Linked DNA regions of Homo sapiens: region 2 is linked to region 1. A link is a contact called in ENCODE Hi-C or POLR2A ChIA-PET data. All regions are on one chromosome and are shown on one strand. Each heading gives the region's core, a stretch centred on a gene start or an enhancer-like site at or near the end of the contact. The rest is flanking DNA. Distances are from core to core; before and after follow the strand shown.

Region 1 (4,924 bases), core at 606-3,105:
GAAACTACCCTTTGTTAATTTATTCTTAAATCAAAATACTAACTTTTAAAAAACATCAGAATCATCAGCATTGTTCATCAGTAGTAAAATGAGCTTCTCAGTCAAGGTCATACCAAGTCAGTGAAAAGTGTGACTGCAAAAAGGAACAAAAAAAGTGAAAGCAGAAAGTAGAAATGGGTGATTTAGCATGTAAAACCGATTGCCAGTTGCTTGATGATGAAATCAACATAGTGAATACTGTGTCTGCTCCCTCTGCCAAAGCTTCTAGGTCAAATGGACCCCGTTCCACACCTGGAACCGCTGTACAAAAAGAAGAATGAGACTCTTTAAAAATTATGCACATACACATGCACACATATATGTGTGCGTGTGTATATATATATATATGTGTGTGTGTGTGTAGTTCATCAGCCAGCTACACATGAGGACCAAAATGCTTCAGTCTAAAATGGAAGATACACATTTTTTTCCTTCAAAATGCAAGTGAGAACTGAAGTAGCTTTTTTATGGAGTTAAATGTAATCTTTCTGTGTACCAGTCTTTGTTGTATTTTATATTTCTTAGGACACAGATTTCTAGTTGACCACTTAACATTTGTAACTGATGATGTGCTGACCTTTTTTTTTTTTTTTGCCAAACTAGAGAAAATGTCCATATACTTTTGCTGTAAATGTGTTTATATTTATTTGAAATGAAACAAATGGTGAGGAAACATCCATTATTTGTTCTCTATTTTAATTGCTATGTATCTTATTTAGAATAACAAAAAAAAAGTGAAAAAAAAAACACTTGACCCTGGGCTAGCCAAAAGCCCAAGGGCCAAACCTAGCATTTCCACTGCTAAGGTTTCCAGATGACCCTCAGGTTCTTCCGCGTTGGTTAGAGAGGGCTACGCATCTTCTACTGCTCAGCCACAGTCTGTAGCCAGCTTAGAGCTTAGAAGACATTGCAGTCTGGATGCCCTTCTGCGAGATGAAAACTCAGATGTGTAGTGGATCATATACACAAAGGCAGCACAAAGAAATATCTAGAAATTACCCTAAGTACACTGAAAAGCTCACATAGTCTCAGTAACCTGATGAGAAATGATGGCAGTGTGTGGGCACATGTGCCAAAAGGAGAAATAAAAATCACCAGCTCAAGTGCTATTTTCTACTTGAGGAAGAGACAGAAAAGAAATGTGTCGAATTAGAGCAGTACTCTCTGACGTTTTATAATGAGTTCCATTTCCACCCTGGAAATTGCTATTTTATAGTGTATGTGAGATATTTCAAAAATAATGTTCTATCATATCTGGATCAAAGACAGATAACTGTATTATATTTTTCATCTAGCTATAAAACTTTAATCTTACTCTTAATATCCTGGATTTAATTAAAACTCCTGTTGGGTTCTTCACAAATGAGAACTTGTTCAAAGGATTTATTGAACTGGTATTGATTTCACTGAAAATTTTCCACACCACCACCATTGTTTTTTTGAATTCTTGGTGTTGTGCTTCCCACCTTCTGTCCTTTTCGTTTGTTTAGAGAAGATGAATTTTTAAAAAGCAGATAAATTGCTAATGAGCAATAATGACCTTATCTTTACCAAAACACTGAAAATTAAGAGAGGTTCAGTGTTGAAGAAGCACAATATGCTGCGGTGTCTTTTTCTAGAAGTGAATGGAAATCTTGCTCAGTTGGCATTTCAAGCAGGAAATGAAATGCTTGCTTTAATGGCAAAGCAGCGTTAACATTTTTCCTGTCGTGTAGCAGAGAGTACAAGAATCATTTCAGCAAAGCAGTGACTCACCATGAGACGTTATCTCCATGGAGCTGCGTTTTGACTTTTCCCACTCTCTTACTCATAGAAGGAGGACAAAGGAACGAAATGAAATCATGCTCACAATGAACTGTTCATTACATCAACTGATCTCTCTCTCTCTCTCTTCCTCTCTTTCTCTTTCTCCCATACCCCAAGGCAAAATTTTTTTAAAGAAATGACTTTAAAAACTATCATTTCTGTATTTTAATTACATCTCTTAGAAATAAAATTATGTTTGCACCATAGCTTTCTAAGAAAAAAAAATGTGTTTTTAACTGAGTCTTAGTTGCTTAGTGCTTTTATTTGTGTTATTTTTAGACTGTATTTTAACCACAACTACAAGGATCATGTTTCATTGCACTTACTTATTTGCCAGTGTCTGCCTGTCTTTGCTAAATACATTACTATCTCCAAATTGCCTAAAATCTGCTATGATTCTACAGTAAATAGCTCAGGGTATTTCTATTTATCACTACTAAAAGGGCACCATAGTATGTTTTGGTACTTTAGGCAGTAAACACTGCTTGGTTTATCATTTTGTTATTAAATTAGAACAAGAACATCAAATGGATTTGCTGCACTAGTTATTCTTTGTACTGTTGAGCAACTTGGTGTGCTTATATGTTGTGTTGGTTGAAGAACTCATCCGTTTTATTGTCTTGTAATATGAAGTTAGAGTGCCTTTTTATATTTGTATATTCTGAAAATGTTCTGTGGAATGTTTTGTATTTTTTCATTTGAGTGTTATCAGAGCAATATGATACCAGTGAGTTTTCATTTCAACTTTTCTTTGAATGTATAAAGTGTCTTTTTTCCTATTTCCCCTTGTACTTGCATTGAAATGAATATGAAAATGCTTAAGTTTTCTATAGGAATTGTTTGATTTTGCAGTGCTAAAATGCTTTCGTCTTACGAAACTATAAACCATAGGTCAGTATTATAGGGGAAAAGCATTTTAAGATAGTGACAATCTGAGTGTTTGTATAAAATGTAATTCTATGCGTTTCTTATGTGATCTAAAAATTCAATGCAAATATCTTTTATTTGGTAGTTTTGTCTACATATTTTATGCTCTAGCATGTGCAATATATCTTTGTAAAGCACGATGATACAAATCTGGTGCCAGTGTTATATTTTGCATAACATATTTGTAACAGCATAAAATATTGTTTGATGATTTCAGTGGGATTTTGTCTATAATGTTTTCTTATGTAAATTGGAGTTGAATGACTCTGGTAAATGTCATGACTGTAAAAATGGGGAAAATGACTTTTAGTTCAGTGAATGACTTTGAAACAATCTGAATCTTCTCAAGCACAGTTTAATACTTTTGCAACTACTGAATGCTCTAATAACGTAATGAAGTACTTAACTGTAATATACTATGGAAATGCATTCAGATGGTTATTTTTACAAATAAAAACGGTACAAATATTGTTGGAATTTGTGTTTTAATTTTTCCAATTTATGCTTTTTCTAAATTATGCTAATTTAAATCTTTGCACCCCCTCAAGCCAAATTAACTTTAAATTTAGAAAATAATCAAGATAAAAGTGTATCTCCAGATTCACGATTTATGTTTGTGTTATCACAATTAGAGAAAAAATTCAAACATATATGCTTGTGTTTATTATATGTATTTATGCTTCCAACTTTTTTCCATAAAGGGTTTTGTTTTGTTTTGTTTTGTTTTGTTTTTTTCTGCTCTGTTGTCCAGGCTGATGGGCAGTTGTGAGATCTCGGCTCACTGCAGCCTCGACCTCCTGGGCTGAAGTAATCTTCCTACCTCAGCCTCCCGAGTAGCTGGGACTACAGATGTGCACCACTATGCCTAGCTAATTTTGTTTTTTTGTAGAGATGGGGTCTCACTATATTGCCCAGGCTGGCCCATAAAGGATTTGAGCTGGGTTATGACAAAAGACGTGATAAACTAGAAATAGAAAAATGAGAACAGAGAAAAAGAATACAAACAGATAAAGGAACCATAAAATTTAAAACAGTATCTGTGACTGAACTTGTGTTTGCTCTCAGCTTCCTTGCAGCCAAGGTAAGAGGAGAAATGTGATCAGTTATATAGTCCACATCAAAAAAGAGGAAGCTTATTAGGTCCTCAAAATTGTGAAATCAACCATGCCTAACTTTGGTATTGTCACCATTACCCTTCAGGGACTTTATAACAACACAAGAACCTCCATCTCTGCACTATCCTTAAAGGTATCCATAGAATTTCCTTCCCCATCTATCTCACCATCCAAAATTTTTCATCTTGAGTAGTAACTTCAGGGACAGTCTCTGGAAGCACTAAGGAACAAATTCCTAATGATGGAGTTTCCAGCTATTGACGAAGAGACTTGGGGGTGGTGCCTGCCTGAGTTCCCCAAATCAAGTAGTATAGAATGTTAGCAGTTATTACAGTCCAGCCCAGTCACATCACCAGCTCTTTCAGGAAGAAACTGAATCCTAGAGAAGTTATACAACTTGAATTTTTGAAGATAGTGATCTGATGATACCACATCTGCCTCTAGATGTTCTCTCTTCGATGCCATCTTGCCATATAATGTTTTGTTTTTTTCTGCCAGAAATGTTAAGGGAGGTTTTGTACTCAGCCCTGCCTCCCTTCTTATTCAAATATACAAATCTGGGTGCTTTTCAATCTTAAAGAATGTAAAACAGGAGTCACACCACAAGTGAGTGCTTCCTGTTGTTTAGAGTAGACTGGGTATATTAGTTATCTATTGCTGTGTAACAAATTACCCCAAAACTTAGTGGCTTAAAACAACAAATGTTTCCTAACCCACAGTTTCTATGAGTCAGCCCTAGTTTAGCTGGGTCTTCTGTTCCAGGGTCTCTCACAGCCTGTAATCATGGTGTTGGCCTGGGAACGATCCATTTCTAAGTTCACTCATATGGTTGTTGGCAGGATTCTTCTCATGGGTTGTTACACTGAGGGCCTCAGTTCCTTGATGGCTGTTGGCTGCCGTCCGTTCCTTGCCAGATGGGCCTTCCCATAGGGAAGCTCACAACATGGCAGCTTGCCTTGCGGGCGAGCAGGCTGAGAAAAGCCAGGGAGACAAAGAGCAAGACAGAGTCACAGATTTTTGCAACTGAATTTCAGAAG
Region 2 (4,924 bases), core at 1,113-3,612, 86 kb before region 1:
GGCAAAATGATCTGTACAGCAAACCCCCATGACACAAATTTACCTATATAGCAAACCTGCACATGTACCCCTGAACCTAAAAGTTTTTTTAAAAACCCCAAAACAAGTATTAAATGAAGAAGTGGGGTTTTGAGGGGGATGCTTTTTCTCATATATTTTCCCTCTTTCTGTAGGAACCCAATATCTTAACAGTCTTTAAAACTCCAATTTCCTTGGGTATTAGATGTTAGGAAAGCAAACCAATTAACTTACATGCACTAGGAGGTGAATTTCTAAGACTTTCACATTGCCATGCCAATCTTCTTCCTCATCTCCCAACACAAATAGCCGTCTTCGCAGGGGTCATCCTTTTAACAAATTGTCCCTGACTCTGTGCTTTGTGCTAGAGTTATGTTGACAAAGAGACACACATCTGGTAGCTCTTCATAGGTTATTTGAGCTTCTGAGCAGGAATTGTGCAAGGAGATCATTTTTGACTCCACCATCCCAGCCTATGCTTCTGGCCTGTGGAGGGAATGGAGAGAGTAAATGAGTATGTGTGGTCCTCTGGCCTTCACTACCGGTCCAGGGACTTTGTCCTCTGGGCGCTGGAGTAGGATTGAAGAAGATGGGGGGCCATCTGGACCAGCTGATTTGTGAGGCTGATGAAATGTGTCTTTGGCGCCTCCTCCTGTCTACTCAAGCAATTACAGTGATTATACATATCATTAAATATGTATCATTAAATTTGATGTATATTTTCTTTGACTCTGACACTCAGCTTGGTCTGCGTTTACTTTGGCATTCATGGTTTGTGGCTCCTGTCTGTGATCGTAAGCATGGAATTTATAAACCACTTTGTGTTCAGTCCGTTTTGCTGTAATCAAAAATAAACAGAAATTATTATAGTTGTTTTAACTTTACTTCTATTATACAGACTTATATTTAATTAGTTCCATGAGGAAAAAAGACTTCTAAAAGGTAGTATGAACCCCTTAGCCTTGATAGAAATAGCCAAGGTTGAGAATTCTGCCAAGTCTACCTATTTAGGCCAGTATTCTCAGCTGGTCTTGATCAAAGACGTTCGTACTATGTGTGCAAGCAAAAATCTGCCCACAAACATGTACTGAGAGCTGTGATCAGTCATATTCAATTGGGCTCAAAATATCAAAGCAAAGTGGGGGAGACTTGGCTAATAAAGCTTCTTGTGTATGTTTGAGTGGAGGAAGGGTATTGGCAAAGGAAAGTTCCAGACCTCCCTTTTCCTCTATCTGAAATGTATTCTTACTGGCTCTGAAAAGAAAAATCAAGGAATCATGCCCCTATTTGGAATTTTTGAGTTTATATTGGTTTATTTTATATTTTTTACAATATTAAAGATTTGTCCATGAACATAAAGATCTTTGAGGCTTTTTTATTGAAATGGAAAAATGTGTGTGCCAATGTAATTATGTAAATTGTCTACAAAACTTAGAGAGATTGAAAACTCTAGGCCTCTGATTACTTTCAGGCTGAGATTTTTTCATGCCAAATCACTTGGAATTTGGCTGCTTCTCTGAATCTTCTCCCCTGTTCAATGATAGGAATGAACTTGAACTTCAACTGTGAGAATAAGTAGGGGTGACAAATGCCCCTACTTACATATTCTAGGAGCTTCTGGGATTCTCTGAAGAAAGACTGAAAGCAACTGTGTCTTGGGCAACTCAACACTAAAATTATGCTGCTTTCAAATAAACGACTCAATGTTTTAGGTTGTTTCTTGTGTTTATCACCGGACTTTAGAAAACCATTACCACCCGGCTCTGAATAACTATATGTGTCTGTATAAGACAGACTTATGGCCAGGTGCAGTGGCTCACAGCTTATAATCCCATCACTTTGGGAGGCTGAGGTGGGAGGATTGCTTGAGTCCAGGAATTCAAGACCAACCTGGGCAACATAGCAAGACCTTGTCTCTACAAAAGTATTTTTAAAATTAGCCAGGTATGGTGATGTGATGTGCACCTGTAGTCCTAGCTACTCAGGAGGCGGAGGCATGAAGATTGCTTGAGCCCAGGAGTTTGAGGTTTCAGTGACCTATGATTGCACCACTGCAGTACAGCCTGGGTGACAGAACAAGACCCCATCTCTTAGAAAAATAATATGGACTTACATTGGCAATGTGTCATTACGCCTCTCAAGACTAAGAAAGCAGGTAGAGAAAAGCATTTAAAAAAGGAAAACTACTGGGTGGTCATCTAAGGACAAGAAAATGAAAAATCAGTAAATTTGAACCCCAGCTCCAAACAAGTCTCTGATGATTGTTTTCTCTCCTCAGAGGTCCTGCTAAGAGAAGGACTTGGGTTGTGCCTGACCTCCCAGCAGGCAGCCTGCCAAGGGGCAGTGTTCTCTGGAAACCTCAACAATGCTGGTCTTGTGTTTTCTTCTATTTAATTCAGTTGGAGAGAAACATAAAATCCTATGAGGAACTCTCATTAAGGGCGAGGGTGGGGGTGAGCATGGATATTTTGATACCACTGGCATCCTCTCAGATGTGAATATAAGTTCACAAATTTTGAGTTAGAATTTGGATGTAAATCTATATCCAAAACAGTGGAATAGACAATTTTTTATGATAAGATGTTCCATTTTTTTTGTAATGTGGCAGAAAAAATTTTGGGGGCTTTACCATGAATGAATTTGGCAGCTGATGAAAGAACAATTCAACAGGATGTGTTAAAATAGAACATTTCAGTTTTGCCTTCAGTTGAGGGCCTAGGACACTGGGGCATTGCCTCCACATTTCAAAGTGAGATACTGGTGCTTCAACTCATGGCCCCCTTCCCCATTTCTAAAGTCACAGTTGGAAAGAACAAGAAGTTAGAGATTAGAGAGAAGGCTTCTTTGGAGCTAGCTCTGCTGTGAATTCTACCACCCCTCATAGTGGAGGAGATAGAATGCCTTCTCTTGACCCCAACCTTAAGGGAGGGAAGCTTCAGGGAGATTGCTTAGATATCTTATTTGTGTCCCACACAATTTAGGGAGCATGCCAGACTGGTATATGATAAATCTGAAGACTAAATGGCTCTGACCAGAACTTGCTGGCCAGGCAGCTAAATAAGAAGAAGGCTGTGTTTGGGAAATCACTCCACTCTCAGAAATGATGGGTCAAAGTATATATTTCCCAATGTCCAAATGTGAGCCAAGGGCCAGAGCTAGCCTGGGGTTCTCCTTGATCCCACTCGGGAAGGCTGCGTGGAAGAGTCAGGAGACCCAGGATTCCTAGTGTGGAGAGGGGAATATAAGTTACCAGCAGGAAGGTCCATTCACCCAGGCAGAGGCACTGCAGGTGAGACACCCCAGTGATGGTGGAGAACCTAATTCAGCATCTAAGAGAGGGACAATTGTAAACATCTGGCCTGGTCAGAAGACATCACTGCCAGAAGGGTGCCAGTCAGACCATTGTCCCTGCTCCTAATGTGTCTTCCTTTGCCTATCCCCTTTAGAACTGGAGGAGGCAGAGGCAGATGAGGAGGAGGAGAAGCCCTAGGTTGGGGAACAGAGAAGTCAGCCATGTCTCGTTACCCACTCAGTCTTTAGGGGAAGGCGGGAAGGAGTTTTAATAAGTTTAACAATGTTAGGAGTCTGTGATTGTCATACTGGAACAGATGTATTGATTGCTGACATGAAGTTATGTTTTAAACTAAAGTGCCTAGAGAACTCTTTATTATTTGTTGGAGATTTTGCATGAAGTGGCAGGAAAAGAAGTAACCTCATAAAGGAGATCGGACCTAGTATAGGGAAAAAGAGAATAAATGTATTATTTGATTATATCCATGACTCGCTGGTTCAGTAAATAGCTAAACACTTAGTCATTGTTTCAGGAAAAAATTAATGCTGAGCTCTAAGGAAAAATAAACTATTATCCTTTAAACATTTGCGGATTTAAATATCAACTTATAAGGCATTAGGTTCTAATACTGTCAGGCACTTATCAGGTGCCAAAAGTTGTTGAACAAGTGAAATACACTGTGAGTGACTAAGCTTTATTTAGTGATAAAACATCAATGCTAATTTTTAAGTATATAGCAACTGTCCTGTTTGTTAGGAAGGTATTTCATAGAAGATGGCAGGTGAGAAAAGAAATGAAAATTTGCCTTTCTGTGGCCTGGACTTTTCTTTAGATTTGATTACTTTCCAATACCAGCTCATTTTATTGCAACTGGTCCTCCATGTTTTCTTCTTCAATAAAAACCTATACTAACATGTCAAACTGGTATAAAGACATCACATACACACACATACACATATGTGCACACATTTCTCTGTAATTTCTTCCAGATGGATAGGGAGCACTAAGAGGTTCAAGGAATAGGAATTATTGCTTCTGATGTGGAAACTTCTAAGGACTCAGTGATGTCAGAAAAAGGAAGATTTTTTGTTTTAAAGAGAAGGCAGTTTACAAGTCAACCAAAAAAATAAGTTAATCTGGCCCACCCTCCTTTCCTCCCCCTACCCTCCCTCCTCCTTTCTTCCTTTTCCTTCCTTCCTTCCTTCCTTCCTTCCTTCCTTCCTTCCTTCCTTCCTTCCTTCTTTCCTCCCTCCATCCCTCCCTCCCTCTCAGTCACAAACCCACTAGGGAAGCCTGAGCAGAGCAGGAAGGCAGCCCAGTTGGCACTGAGGCCGCAGGAGGGAAGTCAGGAAGGCAGCCTAGTAAGGGTTGGAACCCCACTCAAGGAGAGTGTCCTAAATATGTATGCCCCAAACAACAGAGCTACAATATATGTGAAGCAAAAACTGTTAGAATTGAAAAGATAAACAGAAATACACAATTATAGTGGGAGACTTTAGCACCTCTCTCTCAACAATTGGTAGAACAATGAGACTGAAAATTGTCAAGTATATAGAAAAACTCAATAACATAATCAACCAAGAGGATCTGATCAACAATAAGAACACTCTACCC

The links. A loop is a pair of places that touch in the nucleus more often than their neighbours do. ChIA-PET counts read pairs that join two places held with the same protein, here RNA polymerase II (POLR2A). Pooled maps may share reads with other maps.
Region 2: a pooled map shows a loop between it and region 1 (4-fold over the local background). The contact joins two enhancer-like sites. A Hi-C loop is called at or near these places in 2 of 50 pooled maps. POLR2A ChIA-PET finds 5 or more read pairs at or near these places in 2 of 52 experiments (OCI-LY7 and T-cell).

Annotation. Positions count from the first base shown.
Region 1 is chr2:196,984,987-196,989,910 of GRCh38, reverse strand. It overlaps ANKRD44 (ankyrin repeat domain 44), which reads left to right. Exons shown (of 28, transcript NM_001195144.2): 28 at 262-3,249. The coding sequence ends at 320. Among named protein-coding and RNA genes, the nearest start is that of PGAP1, 61 kb to the right of the region's middle. Within about 2 kb of position 1,855, at least 14 of the 41 ENCODE cell types and tissues checked have a DNase peak (open chromatin) inside an H3K27ac peak, as active enhancers do.
Region 2 is chr2:197,071,674-197,076,597 of GRCh38, reverse strand. The region is part of intron 16 of ANKRD44 (ankyrin repeat domain 44); the gene reads left to right. Among named protein-coding and RNA genes, the nearest start is that of ANKRD44-AS1, 120 kb to the left of the region's middle. Within about 2 kb of position 2,362, at least 5 of the 41 ENCODE cell types and tissues checked have a DNase peak (open chromatin) inside an H3K27ac peak, as active enhancers do.